Linked DNA regions of Homo sapiens: region 1 is linked to region 2. A link is a loop called in an ENCODE intact Hi-C map of the cell type or tissue named here. Cell type or tissue: Caco-2. All regions are shown on one strand. Each heading gives the region's core, and the rest is flanking DNA. Links, peaks and the distances in the headings are about the cores only. Region 1 has its middle 22 kb from the start of LINC01960. Region 2 overlaps OLA1 (Obg like ATPase 1).

What was found. A loop is a pair of places that touch in the nucleus more often than their neighbours do. Peaks named below come from ENCODE experiments on the same cell type or tissue, not always from the same donor. Only the 100,000 strongest peaks of a DNase experiment are listed, where the experiment ranks them.
Region 1: it touches region 2 in a loop (5-fold over the local background); 1 of 110 quality-filtered maps calls a loop at or near these places.

The regions. Positions count from the first base shown.
Region 1 is chr2:174,002,302-174,005,231 of GRCh38, forward strand. No RefSeq gene overlaps it. Among named protein-coding and RNA genes, the nearest start is that of LINC01960, 22 kb to the right of the region's middle. In Caco-2, for the core only: a CTCF peak has its summit at 1,423; DNase peaks (open chromatin) are centred at 1,480 and 1,810; H3K4me3 peaks cover 219 bases.
Region 2 is chr2:174,075,116-174,078,033 of GRCh38, forward strand. OLA1 (Obg like ATPase 1) reads right to left here. Exons shown (of 11, transcript NM_013341.5): 11 at 1-412. The coding sequence ends at 311. Among named protein-coding and RNA genes, the nearest start is that of LINC01960, 51 kb to the left of the region's middle. In Caco-2, for the core only: no CTCF peak of the experiment used is centred there; a DNase peak (open chromatin) is centred at 1,226.

The DNA of each region.
Region 1 (2,930 bases), core at 267-2,766, 73 kb before region 2:
GGTATCTACCCAAAAGAGTTGAAAACCTATGTCCACACAAAAACCTATGCACAGATGTTTATAGCAGCATTATTCATAATTGCCAAAACTTAGAAGCCACCAAGATGTCCTTCAGTAGGTGAATGAATAAATAAGTTGTGGTATATATCCAGACAACGGAATGTTATTCGGTACTAAAAGGAAATGAACTATTAAGCTATGAAAAGACATAGAGGAACCTTAAAAGTATATTAACAAGTGAAAGAAGCCAATTTGAAAAGGCTATATGCTGTATGATTCCAACTACATGATATTCTGGAACAGGCAAAACTTGAAGAGAGTAAAAAGATCAGTGGTTGCTAGGGTTTGGAGGGAAGAAGGAATAATAGGTGGGGACACAAAGGATCTTTAGGACAGTAAAAATACTCTGTATGACACCACTGCATAATAATATACAAAGTATATATAATTATACACTTGTCCAAACCACTAGAATGTACAACACTATAAGTGAGCCCTAATGTAAACTATGCACTTTGGATGATAGTGATGTGTCAATGTAGGTTTATCAGCTGTAACAGATACCAACCCCTCTGGTAGGGGATGTTGATAGTAAGGGAGGCTGTGCATGCGTGGAGGCAGGAGATATATGGAAAATCTGTACTTTCCTCTTCATTTTTCTATGAACCTAAAACTGCTCTTTAAAAAGTCTTAGCCAGGCACAGTGGCTCACGCCTGTAATCCCAACACTTTGGGAGACTGAGGCGGGTGGATCGCTTGAGGTGAGGAGTTCGAGATCAACCTGGCCAACATGGTGAAACCCCACCTCCACTAAAAATACAAAAATTAGCTCTGTGTGGTGACACACACCTGTAATCCCAGCTACTCAGGAGGCTGAGGCAAGAGAATCGCTTGAACCTGGGAGGCAGAGGTTGCAGTGAGCCAAGATCGTGCCACTGCACTCCCGCCTGGGCAACTAAAGTGGCCTTTGGCCTTGAATAACACCAGTGGCAGTCACGCAGATTGGCCATGGCCCTTGGGTGAACCCCAATGTTGTGCTGGTCTTCAGGGCTTCAGATGCAACTCAGCATAGTTGCAACTGTGGTGGCTACAGGAGTGCCTGTGTCACCCACCTCCAACACTGGGCAGGCCAGTACAGAGAAAGACTCCTGACTGAAGGAAAGGGAAGGTAGAGAGCAAGAGACTCTGCCTGGTAACCTGGGGAATTCTCCCAATTATCTGCCCAAGTCCATCAAGACTGTGTATGTAGGAGTAAAGTCTTTCCAAAAGTTTCTCTGGCAAACTGCATCTGAGAGACTTCTGCGACTCCGGATCAGAATAGCAGTGAGCATGCTTTTGGATGCAAGTAACAGAAAATAACCAAGGGAGCTCCTTGGTGATGTAACTGAAAGTGCAGAGGTAGATCGGGCTTCGGGTGTCGATCCAGCGGCTCACCGCTGTCCTCAGGACCAGTTTCTGCCACTCTGCCCTGCCACATGCAGCACTGGCTCCACCGTCAGGCTGGCTCTGCTTCTGGGTGTAGGATGGTGGCCAGAAACCTGCAGGCCATATGCTGTATCATTTGGGGATGCTTCTGCTCAGCATTCCAAGCCAGAATTCCAAGGTTTATCCTGAAGAGGATCCTCCTTGACATCTCTTTTCTCTCACATTCAAGTCTGTTAGTCTTTTCTCTCACATTCAAGTCAGCTGCCACTAGCCTACTGCCAGCCACCAATGTCTCCCACCCGGCTTAGCGGCTCGCCTTCTAAACAGTCTCCCTCCTTCCACACCTGTTCCCCTTACAGCAGCCTGAGTCATACTTCAAAAATGTAAGCCAGATAACGATTGGAAGCGACAGACGCTGGGGAGCCCAATAGTGAGGAGGGTGGGGGGTGGTGAGGGTTGAAAAATTATCTATTGGGTACAATGTTCACTGGGTGACGGTTTCACTAGCTCAGATCACAATATTACACAATATATCCATGTAACAAACCTGCACAGGTACGCTCTGAATCTAAAAAAAAAAAAAAAAGTCAGTCAGAGCATGTTACTGCTCAAACCCTCCAGTGGCTCCCCATCTCACTCAGGAAAAGCCAATGAACTTGCAATGGACTCCAAGGGTATGATGTGGCTCCCTTGTAACCTTTCTGAATTTAGCTCAGCCACCCTCTCCCTCTCTCACTCCAATTCAACCATCCTGGCCTCTAAATTGTTCCTGGGAAACATACCAGGTGTGTTCACCTTCTGACTGGGGACTTTACACTAGTTGTCTCCTATGCATGAGACACTTTTCTAGAGAGCCACGCTGCTCACTTTTCAGTCACTTTTTCAGTGAGGCCTACTTAGAACACCCCATTTAAAATTGCAACCTGGCCCAGGGTGGTGGCTCACATCTGTAATCTCAGTACTTTGGGAGGCTGAGAAGGATCACTGGAGTCAGGAGTTCCAGACCAGCCTTGGCAACAAAGCAAGACCTCATCTTTACAAAAAGAAATTAAAAAATAAAACACTGTGACGCCTGCAGTTCCCCACACTCACATCTTCTATCTTGCTTATTTTTTCCCCATAGTACTGCTTACCTAGTATGTTTATGGATTTAACTCACTGTTTTTCCCGGCTAGAATGCAGGGATTTTTGTCTATTTGTTTTATTGACATTTCCCTGACCCTAGAACAGGGTCTAGCAGATACTCAAAAAGTTTTGTCAAATGAATGAATGAGACTGGCTCAGGACACCCACTCTATTTCTGTATGCTTAGGGAGGAAATGCCTAAATCCGAAATGCTGGGAGTGTTTCCAAAGTAAGACCAAGCTTGATGTCTCCAGAGCTTGGAATTTGGATTCTGCTCAAGAAAAAAAACTGGTAAGAATCAACAGATAATCCAGGAGGTTAATAGTACCTGTGGTGCTTAGTTAATGTGATCATTCTTGGATCACACAAGATACCACAGG
Region 2 (2,918 bases), core at 1-2,500:
TCAGGCTTGGCATACATGATGGAGATTAATGAAGTATCATGAGAGTAATATGGTTCCTGAAAAGCTTCTACAATTTGGAGTAGGGTCTTAATCACGTGAAAAGCAAAGCTGTTCACATTTAGTGAACCTGCATTTCATGGGGGGGGGGGGGTACACAGTATTTTAATTTTAAAACAAATAAAAATAATTTGTTTGTCAAAGATTCCCATCTCCCCAACTTTATTTGTCGCATTGGTTTTCAGAAATTTTAATTTTTTAAAAATCAGATGCCTTTTGGAAGTTGTATGTTTATCTGAGCAATAACTAAATTTTATTTCTTCTTCGGTTGTTGAGGTGTGTTAAATTTGAAGAAGATAATATCTCCATCTTCAACAATATAATTTCTGCCTTGTTGTCTGTACTTTCCAGCAGCCTGCAAACAGAAAATATAGAGGAAATGGGTTATTAGTTTACAACTAAATACATGGGGTAAATGGTGGCAGCAGATATAAAAAGTATTATACTACTTGGGTGATATAAAAAAAGAAAAAATGAAATATAGGAAGGCATACAAGTTCAAAACTAGACTTGGAGAGAAGCAAAGTATTCTTGATTTGGGCAGAACTAGATTTTCCATATATACATAATCATAATGTATTCTCCACTAAATTGTTGGTACATAAATGTAATTATACCAATATCATTAAGTTTCATTACACGCTGTTTATGGTACATTTCTGATGTGTCTGCAAACATCCAGCAAGTCACTGTAACAAAACAGATCAAACCAGGCAGAAAGAAAAAGACTATATAACTAGTTAAAAGCTGCTTTATTTGCTTAAAGAAATCCTTTGGTGACACTGGTGATGCCAAAAATATAGTTGGTATAAGGAAAATTATGATCAGTTGTTGTGTAAGATTCTGAACTACTTCCTTGTAGTTTTTAAAATTTAGTCTTGACAATGTGTATACATAGAAGTATGTACTAGAATTCATCATACGGTTTCCTGACTAATGGCCCTAGTTACAAGGAGACTCTAACAGGTTGCAGTTGCAAAGACAGATATTTCTTCCACTTGTAAATTAGTCAGCAAAGCAACTGATTCCACCTGCTGGTATGCAGATCCAGACATGCAATCTGCTGGTAATTTTAATAGAAGCAAGCAGCAGTTCCAGAAAACCAGGTTTAGTCCATGGCATGAACTTTACTTTACCATAAGTAAAACAGGCTCTGCAGCACCCACACTTAACACTGCACACAGCTGACATGGTCCCACATGACCCCACCATCGACTCCTCAACAATAAGGACTTGAGGATCTTTTGGGGGAAATTCTCAAAAGTTTTTCCCTTCTGTTAGAATGTATTGAGAAGAAACCTTTGCCCAACAGGATTAGTGCTTCTCTTTGAAGATATTGATAAGAATGTTCAAAGCCAAGTGAAATTATACTAATCTGTAACAAAAACACTAATAAAGATCATACATCTGAGGGTAAAATCAACAAACCAGATTGCAGAGCCCTAGTAAGCATATTTTCAATTATCTAGACCACATATAAAACTGTCCTGATTTTAACAGAATATAAATATATGAAGAATATATAAAGCTTATTTCTAGAAAGCCAACGTAACGTACCCTACAATTAAAGGCATATGTGTGTGTGTGTATACATATATATTTATATTTATATATATTTCATATATATGACACATATGTGTGTGTGTATATATATAAAAATACATATTTTCACATGTTTTTATAAAGACATGCAATGTATTGAAGGCCATAAGCTACTTATTTCTAGAATCTATAGCCCACTGTTATAAAACTATATAGACAATATAAATCAAGTACATATTGACATGACATATTAATGTAACTTTATATACTTTGTTACCACTCAAGTTTACTATTAATTAAAAGTGACAGTGTTCCTTTAAATTCTCTAGAGACCATTTAATCCATTTCCACTGCTATCAGAAACACTGGTTGAAAAAAAAAATCAATACCCATTTGTGAATCTTGAGTATGTATTAAACAAGACACGTCTAACCAGTTCATTTGCACTTGAAAGCAGCCATCTGTAGAAGCCAGCTTTGCCTAAGCAGATATGATTGCTAATAATGTGATATCCCTGTAGACTACAAAGCCCACACAGAGCTATTCAGTATATAGTTCACAGCACTGGCATTAAATTAGTTATGCTGCACTGGTGTTAGAAATACATATACATACATACATACATACATACATACATACATACATACATACACACACATATACACAATTTTGCTCTCAAATCTAAAACCTACTTGATAATCTGCAAGTAAACATTTGTTGAATAAAGGAGCAGAGAGCAATTCCTAAATGCTTCATTTTACTTGGACTTCAAATTTTGAAATATTAGTTTTGGAGGTTAAAACAACGTAAAATATTTAATGGTATCCTAGGTGAAAATGTCAGAGTCAACCTTTTCTAATTTATAGTATAAAAGCTGCCAGTTAGTGGTAAATAGTCTTACAAGCAGGAAATATTATTTTATTGGATATTATAAAGTTTCTCTCAATTGTTAAAGGAAATATTTACAATTCATCTATCAAGTTTATTACAACATAGATCTACTAAGGATTGGTAAACAGGCTTACCATTTTAAGAGTATAAAAAAAGAAGCATCTGATCTCTGAATTCTAGTAATAGAAAACATCCTCATTTTTATCTTCCTTATGAAAAATAGATATGCCAACATGATGTAGCATGTTGACAAATAATCTGAGATTTTTGTTCGTCTAATTAGTATTCCTGACAAAGTTCAATCTCAGTATTTTTGCACACCTACCTATATCTATACAGATGCCACCATCAAAAAATTAACAACTGTGTTTACTTGTAAACTGTTATTCCTTCCACTCTTTCAAAAAAACAAAATGGTTCTCATTCAA